Linked DNA regions of Homo sapiens: all the other regions are linked to region 2. Evidence: read pairs that join two places in POLR2A ChIA-PET (ENCODE). Cell type or tissue: OCI-LY7. All regions are shown on one strand. Region 1 has its middle 31 kb from the start of PRDM10. Region 2 overlaps PRDM10 (PR/SET domain 10). Region 3 has its middle 8.3 kb from the start of ST14.

What was found. ChIA-PET counts read pairs that join two places held together with the same protein. Peaks named below come from ENCODE experiments on the same cell type or tissue, not always from the same donor. Only the 100,000 strongest peaks of a DNase experiment are listed, where the experiment ranks them.
Region 1: POLR2A ChIA-PET joins it to region 2 with 7 read pairs; 2 of 35 experiments call an interaction of 5 or more read pairs at or near these places.
Region 3: POLR2A ChIA-PET joins it to region 2 with 5 read pairs; 1 of 35 experiments calls an interaction of 5 or more read pairs at or near these places.

Annotation. Positions count from the first base shown.
Region 1 is chr11:130,031,029-130,036,028 of GRCh38, forward strand. It overlaps the pseudogene ELOBP2. Among named protein-coding and RNA genes, the nearest start is that of PRDM10, 31 kb to the left of the region's middle. In OCI-LY7, no CTCF peak of the experiment used is centred here; no DNase peak of the experiment used is centred here.
Region 2 is chr11:129,945,048-129,950,047 of GRCh38, forward strand. It overlaps PRDM10 (PR/SET domain 10), which reads right to left. Exons shown (of 21, transcript NM_199437.2): 5 at 2,098-2,323. Among named protein-coding and RNA genes, the nearest start is that of NFRKB, 52 kb to the left of the region's middle. In OCI-LY7, a CTCF peak has its summit at 2,623; DNase peaks (open chromatin) are centred at 1,404, 2,014 and 2,664; H3K4me3 peaks cover 3,815 bases; H3K27ac peaks cover 5,000 bases.
Region 3 is chr11:130,148,951-130,153,950 of GRCh38, forward strand. No RefSeq gene overlaps it. Among named protein-coding and RNA genes, the nearest start is that of ST14, 8.3 kb to the right of the region's middle. In OCI-LY7, no CTCF peak of the experiment used is centred here; DNase peaks (open chromatin) are centred at 1,928, 2,532, 4,491 and 4,980; H3K4me3 peaks cover 2,142 bases; H3K27ac peaks cover 3,887 bases.

The DNA.
Region 1 (5,000 bases), 86 kb after region 2:
ATTCTACTTCATTTCCACACACGTCAGTCAAATTCAGGCACTCATGACATTACCTCTGGATTATACTCTTGGTATTCTAGTTGTACCTTGAAAGATGAATTGTTTTAGATAGGCAGAGAGAAGGGTGGAGGGCCTAACTGGTGAGGATACCAGAAATTCCATGATTTTCTGGAGGATTAGTGGGAGATAAGGTGGAAAGACAAGTTGAAGCCAGATTGTCAGGGGTTTTCTATAAGTGGCAAAGGGCAGGCCAAGGAATTTGTAGTGCATTTTCTTGTAAAAAGATTAGGCCCCCACTTGCTTTTTTTTCTTTTTTTTTGGTGAAGTCTCACTGTGTCGCCCAGGCTGGAGGGCAGTGGTGCAATCTCAGCTCACTGCAACCTCTGCCTCCCAGGTTCAAGTGATTCTCCTACCTCAGCCTCCCAAGTAGCTGGGACTACAGGTCAGCCTCCTAAGTAGATGGGACTAAAGGCACCTGCCAGCACGCCTGGCTGATTTTTGTATTTTTAGTAGAGATGGGGTTTCACCATGATGGCCAGGCTGATCTCGAACTCCTGACCTCAAAGGATCTGCCCGCCTTGGCCTCCCAAAGTGCTGAGATTACAGGGGTGAGCCACTGAGCCCGGCCCACCTGCTTTCTTTTAAGAAAGCTAATGATATGATGAAAGAAAAGTCCAAATACCCCTCTTTTATTTACTTGGTGGTGTTATTCAGCTTCTCTGGAATTTAGTTTGACTATAACAAAGAAGTTAAAACAAATGTTCTCAAAGATCTATGTCAGTTCTAAAATTCTAAGATCCATGGGAAATCATTGAAATAACAGTATCTAAGCTTGAATTAAGAGCCTCAAATTAATATTAGCTCTGACTTATTCTTCCATTCATTTATTCTTTCTTTCAACAAAGTGAATTTATTTTATGTTCCATACTTTTATATAAGGAACCTTGCTGCTACTTCAAGTCTCATTGGAAGCCAACCTGGATTACCCATAACAATCAGAATAATCTTCCTCAAACATTTCAGGAATCTGTAACAGCAAGTCTTGGCCCACCTTGCTTTCTTTTCTTTTCTTTTTTTTAAGACAGGATCTCACTGTGTCACCCAGGCTGGAGTGCAGTGATGCAATCATAGCTCACCGCGGCATCAAACTCCTGTACCCAAGCAATTGTCCTGCCTCAGCCTCCTGAGTAGCTAGGCCTATAGGCACACAATACCATGCCAGACTAATTTTTTAATTTTTTGTAGAGACAGGGTCCCATTACATTGCCCAAGCTGGTCTCAAACTCCTGGGCTCAAGTGATCCTCCCTCCTCAGCTTCCCAAAGTGCTAGGATGACAGGCATGAGCCACTGCGTCCAGCCCATCCTGCTTTCATCCTTTGTCAACAAACTCAGGTCCCTGCCAACCTCCTCTCTCTCCAGTCTTCTCCATGCTTTCACATCTTACACATGATGCTAGACTCAAAGCCAAGCAGAACATTAATTTAGAAATCAAATGTGACATAATAGTACAAATGGCTTAGTAATAAATATATCATGCTTATTTTTAAAATAGGTTTATTGTTTTTCAATTATATTTGTAGTGTCAATCATAAGAGAAAATAGAGGAAATGTTTTAAAGAAATAAGGAGGTAACAACATCACCATCCAATGTGAAAAACAGTAACTTTCGGGGATATTTCTTTGCAAGATTTTTGGATGGCTTTCAAGTAGTTGTAATCATTTTGAATAGGTAATTTGTTTAACTTAATGTCATAGTACAAACTTTTTCCATGGTTTTTTTTTTTTCAGACTCCCAAATCTCTTTTATTGGGGGTAATGGGCCTCTCGGGGGTCTTCACTGCACAGCTTGTTCATTGGCACTGCTTCCCGACTCCTGGGGCTTCATCACGTCGAGCAGCTCGGGCGGGCTGGAGAACGGCTCGATGCACAGGGCCTCAAAGGCGTCGTGTGCCCGGAAGGCCAGCCCCACTGTGGCTGGGGCCTGCGGCCGTGCCGTTTGGCTGGTGAAGCCACACTCGCCCAGTGTCTTGCCATCATCCAAGAGTTGGTAGTCCTTGTACAGCCGCTGCTCGTCGGGCGGCCGCTTGAGGATTCCCTCCACGACGCGCTTCAGCTCGAACACCGTGCTGGACTCCTTGGCGTCAGTGAAGATGGTGGTCTTGTGGCGCCGGATCACGAGGAACACGTCCATAGCGGTTGCTGCCTCTCCCCTCGCTGCGCCGGCGCGGCCGCGCTCCGCCCCGTTCCCTGCAGCCCGCGCGCCGCCCGGCATGCCCCGCGCGGCCCCGCCTCCCCCAGAGAAGACTCGTTTTTCCATGTTATTGTATTGGCTTTCTATGGAACTATTTTATAGCTACATAATATTGTAAGGTTACCATGAAAGATTTAAGACATACTAAAAGATAAAAAGAATAATGGAATGAACATCCATGTATCCCACAGAGCTTAAGAAATAAAACATTATCAGTGCAGCTGATACCCTCTGTGTAATCCTCATTTGCAGCATCCTCCATCTCTAACATATGTAACGACTTTCTGAAATTTGGTGATTATTCAGCCCATGCATTTCTTTATAGTTTTTTTTTTTTTTTTTTTTTTTTTTGTAGAGACGGAGTCTCACTCTGCAGCCCAGGTTGGAGTGCAGTGGCGTGATCCCAGCTCACTGCAACTTCTGCCTCCTGGGTTCAAGCAATTCTCCTGCCTCAGCCTCCCAAGCAGCTGGGACCAGAGGCGCACACTGCCCCGCCAGCTAATTTATTTTGTATTTTAGTAGAGACGGGGTTTCACCGTGTTGCCCAGGCTGGTCTCGAACTCCCAAACTCAGGCAGTCTGCCTGCCTCACCTCCCAAAGTGCTAGGATTACAGGCGCGAGCCACCACGCCCAGCCTACTCTTTATACTTTTACCACATATGTATGTATTGCTAAGTAATATGTAATATTTGCATGTCTCAAGCTTTATATAATTAGTATCATGAAATGTATAAAGTATTCTACAACTTGCTTTTATTTCCTTCTCAGCATTATGATTATGGAAGTTGTCCATGTTGATTCATATTTGCTCAAATAAATATTTAATAAACATCATATCTATTTATATAAATATATCCTCAAATAAATATATAATAATTTATCTTGTGTTCTCCTACTGTTCAATATTCAGGTGGTTTGCAACCATAAATAATATTTTGACAAATGTCTTTCTGCATAATGTATATTTTTTTTCTCATTTAGGATCATTCCCTAAGTATAGATTCCAGAAGTTAAATTACCAAAAAGCATGAACATTTTTAAGATCCTTGCATATACTTACTGCCACACTGGAGGATTGTACAAACTTTATATTGCCACCAAACATATATCAGTTCCTTGTTTTATCACATACTTAGAAGCTTTGGATGATGTCACTAGTTCTTTCTTTAACTTTGGCTAATTTGCTTAGCAAAAACTGGTATACTCATTTCTGGTGAAGTTGAAATTGAATAACTTTTCCATGTTATCTGTTAATCATATTAACTGCTTTGTCTTTTCATGCCTTTTGCCCATCAGCACTGTTGGAGACAGTGTTTTATCTGAATAGCTTTTTTATGTAACACTGTACTAACTCTTGTCAAATTAGCTACAAATATTTTTCCTAGTTTTTTGTACCTAGTTTAATTTCTAAATAATGTCTATATGTATATAATTAAAGGGTCTGATAAAAATTCTGTTATGTCAACTTGCTTATATGGCTGGCATACATATAATAGCATAGGACAGTATGATTGTTAAATCATTACTATATCATTAAATTTACAAATGCATATGCGAATTTGAAATTGGCTAAATTTTTTGATTCTCTTAATAGTCTTGACTCATCCAATTCCCAGAATAGTGTTGACGGAACTGCTAAATGTTGACCTCCATGATATTTGTAAAGAATAGGCAGCCTTCAATAGTCTACGGAGAGCTTTCATTTATGTTTTCTTTCCTTCATTTATTTTTATGTCCTTCTAAGAAAATAATTAGCAATTCAAGTTTAAATGACCATTAAAGCTTTTCAAATTGCATTTCACTAAATTGTCTAATGTTAGGAAAATTAACACTCAGTTGCTATTTCTTTATGAATTTCTTCTAATTGAGGAACAGCAGTTTGTACAATTTCTTTTCCTTTTTTTTTTCGGTCTATATGGAGTTTCACTCTTGTTGCCCAGGCTGGAGTGCAATGGCGCGATCTCCGCTCACTGCAACCTCTGCCTCCTAGGTTCAAGCAATTCTCCCGCCTCAGCCACCCAAGTAGCTGGGATTACAGGCATGTGCCACCATGTCCAGCTAATTTTGTATTTTTAGTAGAGATGGGGTTTCTCCATGTTGGTCAGGCTGGTCTCGAACTCCTGACCTCAGGTGATCCACCTACCTCAGCCTCCCAAAGTGCTGGGATTACAGGCATGAGCCACTGCGCCCGGCCCATTTGTACAACTTCAAAATAAAGATTTGACCTTTAAAAACATTCAAGACATAGGTTGAGTGAATCAGTGAGTCTACTCTGAGAAGAAGAATAAAAATAGGTAGTCATTTATTCACCATTCTCACACCTCCTCTGCTATGAAGAGTGTCCTAGGACTTAGAAGTCTCCTTTGAAGGCTTATGGAATTAATATAGCTGTTAGCAGGTCAAAGCAACTCTCAATCTAACAAGAAATATTTATTGAACACTTGTTCTATGTCCAGGCCTGAGGCAGATGCTGAAAAATACAGGAAGAATGAATAGCAGTCCTTCTAGAAAGAGCAGAAAGGGGAAGAGAATGGTGAAAAACAAAGCTGTAGGTCGGCAAGCCAGGTTATATAATGATCTTTCATGATCTGGTAAAGAATATGGACTTTGTTTCATAGCGATCGACAGCCTTAAAATATTTTTTCTTTTATTTTGCCCATCCCGTAGACCAATAGGCATCTTTAAAATACATGAACATGTTTGGTATCACCTTTGTTATATCTGCAACACCATGAATCTAATCAAATA
Region 2 (5,000 bases):
TTCCTCAGTGTGACTTGATGTGAGGTAAAAAATTCTGACCCGAAAAATCCCCGTCTGCATTTTCAAGCCAAAATTCAATGAACTCCTAATGGCGCTACCCATTCAACGGTAATACATTCTCTCTGGGAGACCAGTAAAAATCCTGTAATTCTCCTCTAAAATCAGACAGAATTTGCTTATGCCTGCCAAAAACAACTAGCAGGCCATGACTGACTTCTTTGCTGGAGAGTCCTTTGAATAGTGGCCACTAAATTTACAAATCAATTACAACATGTCTGAAGAGTAAAAAGAGCGTATCAGGCTAAATGTTGCACTATCTGATGAGACAAAATAGGTGAATTTTATAGTATGCCCATTATCTCAATAAAACTATTCCGGGGCCGGGGAGGAACCCTGACAATACTATTGAATCAATTTTCTCAAAGGGAGTTACAGAAGTCTTATATCTCAGCCTAACTCAAACGGAAAAAGGGTTGTGCGGTCTGAGAGTTCAGTGCATACTGTCTGATTAGATAATGCTAAAATGAACAAATTTAGAATCCCTTCCTTCATTCACTGGGATGACACAACATTTTCCGCCCATTCCAAGAGCACTCGGTTTGCACCAGTCCGGCCACACGCCCTGCCTCTTTGCCAGGAGCACCCACCTGTAAGCTAACCGCCAGAACGAGACAGGTACAGCCCCAAAACGGAGGAGAGCAAATGGACCACACAGGCCATGCCCACAACCCTTAACACACTTAACATGCTTTACCTTACTCCAGCTGCATGGTGACCTGGTTTAGGAAATAGTTATTTTTAATTTCTACAATTCTCAAATAACAGAGCTACTTTGTATTAATATTTTAAAGATAAAGTGATTTTCTGTGCATTTGACTTAGGAGTTGCCTCAAAAATGTAAGAATTTTTCCCAGGTGCAGTGGCTCAGCCTGTAATCCCAGCACTTTGGGAGGCTGAGGTGGGCGGATCACTTGAGGTCAGGAGTTCGAGACCAGTCTCGCCAACATGGTGAAACTCCATCTCTACTAAAAATACAAAAAAAAAAAATTAGCTGGGCGTGGTGGTGCACATCTGTAGTCCCAACTACTCTACTCCGGAGGCTGAGGCTTGAGAATTGCTTGAACCTGGGAGGCAGAGGGCTGCAGTGAACCGAGCTTGAACCACTGCACTCCAGCTTGGGAGACAGACCAAGACCCTGTCTCAAAATTAAAGAAAAAAAAACAAAAACAAACAAAAAGAAAAGAAAAGAAAACGTATGAATTCAAGGAAAACCAAAACGAGCAAGTTCTCTGTTGAACTGGGATTAGATGTGGAGCTTGAACACTGGGCCCAAGCAGACAGATTTTACCACCACCACACAGAAGGACCAGGAGAAACAGGATGAAACCACAAAGCTCTGAAGAGCCTCAGTAATGCAAATCAATGAGTAAGCACTTTGCCACATAAGCAAGAAAATCCACAGAAAGAAACTGATGGTTTCTTGGTGGTGGAATGTGAACCCCCAGCAAGCAGTAGGGTGGGGTGGCTGATCAAGGGCGCTGCCGAGGGGCCAGACTGCCTGAACTGGAGTCCTGACCCTCAAATTATTGGCACAGCCCTGGGAAAGCTACCCACCTCATGGTAGGGCCATGGAGGGCATAAAGGAGGTAGTAGACTCAGGGCACTCACGCCTGGGATAGAACAGCATTCTTAAAAGGCTATCATGGAAGAGGCAAAGCAGCAAGGCAAACTTGTTAAAGCTGAAGTGGCTGAAGAGCGCAGGATCGGGCAAATCTACCATGGTGGTTTGGTAGCTGAAGCTCTGGTGTGAGAGACCTGGGCTTGGCTGCCTGATGCCCCTTCGTCCCTGTGTGACCCCCAGCGAGCTTCCCAATCTTCTGAGCTTGTTTACTCATCAGTAAATCAGAAAACGAAGGAGAGTGTCCCTCAAAGGGCTGCAGTGAAGGCCAGGTGGGATGAAGCAAGCAGAGAATGTAGCACAGTTGGCTGCACACGGAAGGACCTGACGCACGGGAGCTATGTTCACACACACGCACACGTACACAGACACACAAGATGGACACAGCTTCCCTGGGGGAGACCCGTGCCCACACTTACACAAGTCGTGTGGGTCGAAGGGCCGGGGCGGGTCTGGCTCCCAGTCATCCAGATCCGTGTCCTCACCGTCTTCTTCCTCATCTTCCTCAGTGTCCTCGTCCTCATCCTCATCCTCTTCCTCTTTGGCCTCCAGTCTGCCTAGAGGGGTCTGCAGAGTTGCCAAAGGGTCGGACCCATCTACACTCTCGATGGAAGGCAGCACCTGGTTATGAACTGGCAATGAGGCCTGGGCAAAAGTTGAAGGCACAGAGTAAGCAGACATGGACACCTGCTTTTGGTTCGCTGGTGCCTGCTGGCACAAACAGGGCGCAAGGGCTGGCTGAAATCTAGTCTTCCTACCAACTCCTTCCAGGCCCTGGAAAAATGACTTCCATCTACCGGCTGTGAGGAAGAGCTGGCTTCATTTTTGATCTGACTGCTCACAGCCTTTAAGCCTCTGCCCTCCCTCTGCCCCTTCTGTCCCACACCTGGGAGGGCTGCTAAGAAGGCTCAGGTGCTCCCTCCTTTGGCAGCAGTGGGAGAGTCAACACTGGCAAGGCCCTGACCACCTGCGTCCTGACCCCACCCCTAAAACTTAATAAAACCTGGTCTCTTCCTGGCTCATTCAGCCGTTTCACACTGCTTGAGAGGCCTGCCCTGTCTCCCAAGACTTCAAATAGGTAAGCAACAGACCGTTTCGATGTGTGCACATGTGAGGTATCATCAGTTTCCACATCTGAACTAAACCTGGGGTGGGGGTCCCTCTTGCCTTTCCAGAGTAGCCATACCACACTGGAGGGGGTAAATGAGTTGACCTATCCTCAACCACTTGTCTTTTAAAACTAAACACGTCGTGCAACACATGGTTAACAAAGTTCCATAGCTCACAGCTCTCCTTTTAAACAGCTCAGGCAGGCTGAGGTTTTTAAGTAAGAATGAAAGAGATGAGGTGCCTGTTTGTTTCATCATGCTGAAGTCAGTCTCCTGCAAATAAGACACAGTTTGGGTCATGTATTAGGTTAATGCTATCTTATCAAATATCCTGGCAGAAAATAAAAATGGTACCTTAAAAAGTTCTCCTGCCTCCAATCTAAGTGTTATGGGATTATACACTGGCCTAGAATCCCTTTATGCAATCTTGCTCCTCCTGCCCAATTAGCACAAGGTCATACTCAAGCCATGTCCTATTCAATAAATAAAGCAAGTTTTTAAAAATGCCACTCCCTTTATCTTCTCATATGTTGTTTTCCTCACCTAAAATACTCTTTCCTCAGCCACCTTCTAAATCCTACCACATTCCAGTTTCCCAGTGAACCGCCTTTGATGCCTCCAGCCCTCCCTGAGTCTCCTCTGCTCTGAACTCCTGCAGCCCTTGGAGCCATAGAATCCCACTCCACAACAGCACTCAGCATCTGCTTCCACATTTCATGACCTCACCAGGCAGCCTGAATCATTCTGAAATAGTTCTATGACAATTTCTGTGGAGCCCAGATCTTCCACGCTTTGGTTAGGGCCCAGGACTTTCCTCTGGAGGTAGCTAGAATAAGTGTAACCCTTCCGCCACAAGAATCAAATATCTGAAGGCCAAAAAACCCTAATTCATTCAGTCATTTCTCACATGACCAAACTCCCAGCTCCCTAATCATCTTGTTGTCTTCATTTATTTCGCAGTGGATTCCATATTTTTATTAATACAACATCAGGGTGCATTAGTGTTTACGTTGGCCACGTTGCTCTACTGCAGACCCATCCTGAACTTGCAGATAACTAAAATATCTAAGTCCTCTTTTCCCCTCATAGAGTGCTATTAAACCATTTTTCCCCTCATCAGGACTTCAAGAGCTGATTTTTACTTAAATGGGGGATTTTGCATTTATCTCCAGTAAATTTCATTTCACTGCTTTTATCTGTTCTTCCCATCTGCCAAGATCTTTAGACTTCAGATCCAGACATCTCACACATTAACTATCCCCACAGCTTTGCATCCATTGCCAAACACCATCTATTTTGGTGATGAGTATGCGTTTTCACATGAGTCCATCTTGCCTCTCCAACTGCACCTCAGGGAAATAGACTATGGGCTTTGGAGTCAGGCATTTAGAGTAAAATCCTTGCCCCACCCCTTAGCAAGTTACTACACTTCTCTGAACCTCAGTTTCTTTGTCTGTAAAATGGACACAGTAATACATGCCTCAGGTTGTTGTATTAAGTGAAACAATATGTATATAAGGCCAGTAGCAGAGTGTATAGCATTTAGTAACTGCTTAGTATTAATCATTATTATCCTAAGTTCTTTAAGGACCATGATGATATCATATACTTCCTCCTCAAATTTAAAAGATCGCTGAGCATAAAGTAGGTGTTCAATGAAGATTAATTTGTTGAAATATATTTGGCCTTTTGGGAAATAACACCAATCCCTTCAGGCATCTAGAGGAAGTCTTTGCAGTACTCACAGAAACATCCTTTTTCTGCTGTGCATCTTAATCGAAGAACTTATCAAACTCTAAAAAGAGGCTGGGTGTGGCTGGGCATGGTGGCTCATGCCTGTAATCCCAGCACTTTGGGAGGCCAAGGTGCGCAGATCACCTGAGGTCAGGAGTTTGAGACCAGCCTGGCCAACATGGTGAAACCCTGTCTCTACTAAAAATACAAAAAAAAGTAGCTGGGCATGGTAGCGGGTGCCTGTAATCCCAGCTACTCGGGAGCCTGAGGCAGAAGAATCACTTGAACCCAGGAGGCGGAGGTTGCAGTGAGCTGAGATCACGCCATTGCACTCCAGCCTGGGTGACAAGAGCGAAACTCCACCCCCCCACCCCCCAAAAAAAGAGGCCAGGCGTGATGGCTCATGCCTGTAATCCCAGCACTCTCCGAGGTTGAGGCAGGAGGATTGCTTGAGCCCAGGATTTCGAGACCAGCCTGAG
Region 3 (5,000 bases), 200 kb after region 2:
TTACGCTCTCCTGTATCTTATTTTTGTAATCGTGTTTTAGTACTTTGAAATAAAGCAATTAGAAAATCTGGTTCGAAGGTCAGTTTGTTGCAATACTATATTTAATGGCTATCAAAACTGAAAGAGTTCTTGATTGTGGTGATAATTTCACAGGTGTAGATATGTGTCAAAACTTACCAGATTGGACACTTTCAATATGTGCAGTCAATTATACCTCAATCAAGCTGCTTTTAGTTTAGTTTTGTTTTCTGCTGTGTGTGTGTGTGTGTGTGTGACGGAGTCTCGCTCTGTCGCCCAGGCTGGCTCACTGCAGCCTCCGCCTCCTGGGTTCAAGAGATTCTCCTGCCTCAGCCTCCCTCGTGGCTGAGACTACAGGTGCCCACCACCACACCTGGCTAATTTTTGTACTTTTGGTAGAGATGGGGTTTCCGCATGTTGGCCAGGCTGGTCTCAAACTTCTGATCTCAAGTGATCCACTTGCCTCAACCTCCCAAAGTGCTGGGACTACAGGCGTGAGCCATTGCTCCTGGCAAGAAAAAAAAATATTTGTATTTCGTGAGCAGAAAAATCTACGTATATTACACTATGAGTGGAGCTACATTAGAAACATCTGTGCTTTCATCCAAACCTCCCATACTCTAAAGGTGGTTTTTTACTTGTTTCTTCAAATCTGTGTATCTTCTAACAGTATTTACTGACAGAAGAATGGACTATAGTGTTGCCATATCCTTTTCTGTGGTTTTTGTTTGTTTGTTTTGAGACGGAGTCTCACTCTGTCGCCCAGGCTGGAGTGCAGTAGCGCGATCTCGGCTCACCGCAACCTCTGCCTCCCAGGTTCAAGCAATTCTTCTGCCTCAGCCTCCCGAGTAGCTGGGACAACAGGCACCCACCATCACGCCTAGCTAATTTTTATATTTTTAGTGGAGACGGGGGTTTCACCATATTGGCCAGGCTGGTCTCAAACTCCTGACCTCGTGATCTGTCTGCCTCGGCCTCCCAAAGTGCTGGGATTACAGGCGTGAGCCACTGTGCCCAGCCTTCTGTGTATTATTTCAGCCACTTTTCCTGTGGCAAGAAAAAGTGATTCCACCATGGTTTATGGCTTTTTGCTTTTAGCATTTAATGAAGAAATCTCAAGCTGTGCATTTATCATTTCTTAATGAAACTTTGTAAATTACTAAATCGAGTATTGCATGACTTTAAGCACTGAAGAGATTGTAGTGGCTTGTCTTCATGTACTGGGCATTTAAAGTTTAAGTCTCATTAATCACATTGGCCTCATAATATTAGTTAATACCTCAAGACCCAACATACATTTACAGTGAAGAATATCACTATTAATAGTAAATGTAAATCCATGGTCTTAATAATTGAAACTGTTTGGGGAATGACTTCTTAGATGGTAAATGTTTTCAGCTGATGACTGAGCTCAGAATGTAAACAAGGGAATCAGCGGACTTTGATTTTAATGAAACCTGTGTATACCCCACGCGACACCCTGGGCCAGGGAGCAGGCTGGGCCAGAACTACACATATTAGATGGAAGGAGGGATGAACTTGGATGTGCTGATGATGTGGACAGGGCAGAGGAAGTCAGAGAAACACAGAGCATCAAACAAGTGGCCCACAGTGAAATGCATTTCCAGAACACACTCCCAGACTCGACTCACATTTCCGTGCATCTGCATTTACCCAGTTTAGGGACACTCCAGTGTCTCTTGAACAACCCTCTTAGATTTGGAGACTTTCCATCTTTTGAGTCCTGCCTACCTCAGGCAGAAACCAGAACTCTCCTTCTCAGCTCCCTTGTAGGTAGGGCACAGACATGTAACTTAGGATCTAATGAGATGCACTCACAAGAGACTTACTCAAGAGGCCACAAAGAAAGGACGCAGGCACTGCAGTGAGCCCACTTTCTGGTGGGATGCAGGTGGAAGCGTCCTGCTCCTGGGACGGCAGCGGCACTGGTGAGTGGGTCTGGGCTCAGGGGATGAGCTCTGATGGTATCAGCTTGGGCGGGAGCAGTGGGGCTGTCCCTGCAGCCTTGTGGTGTGTCTGGGGCCTTGTTTCTGGCTCTGTTTCCTCCTCTCTCAGCTCTCTGGCCCTCCTAGACATTCTGTGAACCGCCTAACAATTTTAAAATAATTTCCTTTTTTTCCCCTCAAATTAGCTATTCTATTGTTCGTGAGCTGCAAGTTGACAAAAATTCCACTAAGGGCCAACTCACTGAACTCTAATGGGAAAGTTGTACCTGTTGCCTTCATTTGATAAAGGAGACAGAGTTTTTTTTAAAAAAAGTGATGTGAGAACAAGAATTATCAGTGTGAAAAAGAAAATACAGATCTCAGCTCGAATAAGTCAGTACTCTGTGGTCCTAAATTAGAATTGGGAGAATCAATATGAACATGATGGGTGTTTTATCTCTTTCACAAAGTTCTGGCTTTGTCTACCAAAAGCCCCAGAAACAAAGACCAGCTAGAAATGAACATCCCCTTAGAGGATCACTTTTCACTAAAAGCTATTAGGTTGTCTTAAAGAAACAGCTGATTGCATGTGTGGGCAGGAAAAGTACAAGTTGAAACTGCAACATCATACCAGAAAATAAACAAAAAATCAAAGATGACAAGAATTGGGTCAAAAGGACTCAGAGCTGACTTAAAGAAGGTCCCAATGGCCAAAGAGGGTACACTTTGAACATCAGTAAGAATAAAAACAGCAATGAACCCAGACATATCAAATATGTTTGATACCAAGAGTTCATAATAATACAAAAACAAGCAAAAAACAAGTGGTTTGTGAAAGCAGTTTGTGAAACCCCGTCTCCACTAAAAATACAAAAATTAGCCAGGCGTGATGGTGGGTGCCTGTTGTCCCAGCTACTCGGGAGGCTAAGGCAGGAGAATCCCTTAAACCCAGGAAGTGGAGGTTGCAGTGAGCAGAGTTAGTGCCATTGCACTCCAACCTGGGCGACAGAGCAAGACTCCATCTGAAAATGAATAAATAAACAAATACATAGAGACTCGGGCATTTATCCTTCCTTTCCTATACAAACCTTACCACTGGGTAACCAAATAGATGATGAGAAATTTCACTTTCTAGAAGTATTCCAGAAAGTAAATAAGCAAGGAATGAAACATTGAAATCTTGCCGTTACCATTTCCTCACAAATTTAGAATTCAAGCACAGAACTCACAATATGAAACAACCAGACACGTCACCTGTTGAAGAACACACCAGCCCCTGTGAAGTCATCTTCCCTCCCGAAAAAGCAAAGCTTTATCTGCTGGCGCCTCTGGATATGACAGTTTGCGGGGAATACAAAGGACAAGGAACCCATGAGATAGACTACACTATGAGAACACAATCAGCAAAATCCTGACTGCAGGAAAGTCTCCAGAACAAATGATCTGGTTTCTTCAGTAAATAAACTGTAAAGGATGGTGAAAAAGATGAAGTGGGAACCTAAAAATTAAAAGTGACCAGTTGGGCATGGTGGCTCATGCCTGTAATCCCAGCACTTTGGGAGGCTGAAGCGGGTGGATCACTTGAGGTCAGGAGTTCGAGACCAGCCTGGCCAACATAGTGAAACCCATCTCTACTAAAATACAAAAATTAGCCAGGTGTGGTGGCATGTGCCTGTAATACCAGCTACTCAGGAGGCTGAGGCAGGAGAATTGCTTGAACCCAGGGGGCAGAGGTTGCAGTGAGCTGAGATTGTGCCATTGCACTCCAGCTTGGGTGATAGAGCCAAACTCCATCTCAAAATAAAATAAATAAAATAAAATAAAATAAAATAAAATTTAAATTTAAATTGGCCAGTCACGGTGGCTCACACCTGTAATCCCAGCACTTTGGGAGGCTTAGGCGGGCGAATCACGAGGTCAGAAGTTCGAGACCAGCCTGGCCAGCATGGTGAAATCCCGTCTCTACTAAAAATACAAAAAATTAGCCAGGTATGGTGGCGGGCGCATGTAATCCCAGCTACTTGGGAGGCTGAGGCAGGATAATTGCTTGAACCCGGGAGGTGGAGGTTGCAGTGAGCTGAGGTTGTACCACTGCGCTCCAGCCTGGGTGACAGAGCGAAACTCCATCGCAAAAAAAAAAAAAAAAAAAATTAAAATTAAAATGACCTAAAAGACATTGAAAACAAAAAGCAGGCAGAAAGTAAACTATGGTGCAAAGAGAGTCAAGCCTGGATTGTAAAACCATATAAAGAAAAACAAGGAGATGGGCATGGTGGCTCACACCTATAATCCCAGCGCTTTGAGAGGCTGAGGCGAGAGGATTGCTTGAGCCCAGGAGTTCAAGACCAGCCTGGGCCACATGGCCAGACCCCTTACCACAGGGAGAAAAAAATCTTTCTATACAAGATGGCCAAAAAAAACCCCAAAAAGTTAGCTGGGCGTGGTGGCGCACACCTGTGGTCCCAGTAACTCTGGAGGCTGAGGTGGGAGCACTGCTTGAGCCTGAGAGGTCGAGGCTGCATTGAGCCCGTGACTGTGCCATTGCACTCCAGCCTGGGCAACAGAGAGAGACCATCTCAAAAAACAAACAAACAGCCGGGTGCGGTGGCTCATGCCTGTAATCCCACCCAGCACTTTGAGAGGCCGAGGTGGGCCGATCACGAGGTCAGGAGATCGAGACCATCCTGGCTAACACGGTGAAACCCCGTCTCTACTAAAAATACAAAAAATTAGCCATGCGTGGTGGCAGGTGCCTGTAGTCCCAGCTACTCAGGAGGCTGAGGCAGGAGAATGGTGTGAACCTGGGAGGCGGAGCTTGCAGTGAGCCGAGATCGCGCCACTGCACTCAAGCCTGGGTGACAGAGCAAGACTCTGTCTCAAAACAAACAAACAAACAAAGCAAAACAAAAAACCAAGAAAGTAACCACCATCCATGTCAGTAGAGTGGTCACTCTTACTGGGGAGAGGAGGGATTGTTTTGGGAATGGGCCCATGGAGGGCTTGGCATGAGGGTTGGCAAGGTTCTATCTCTTCTCA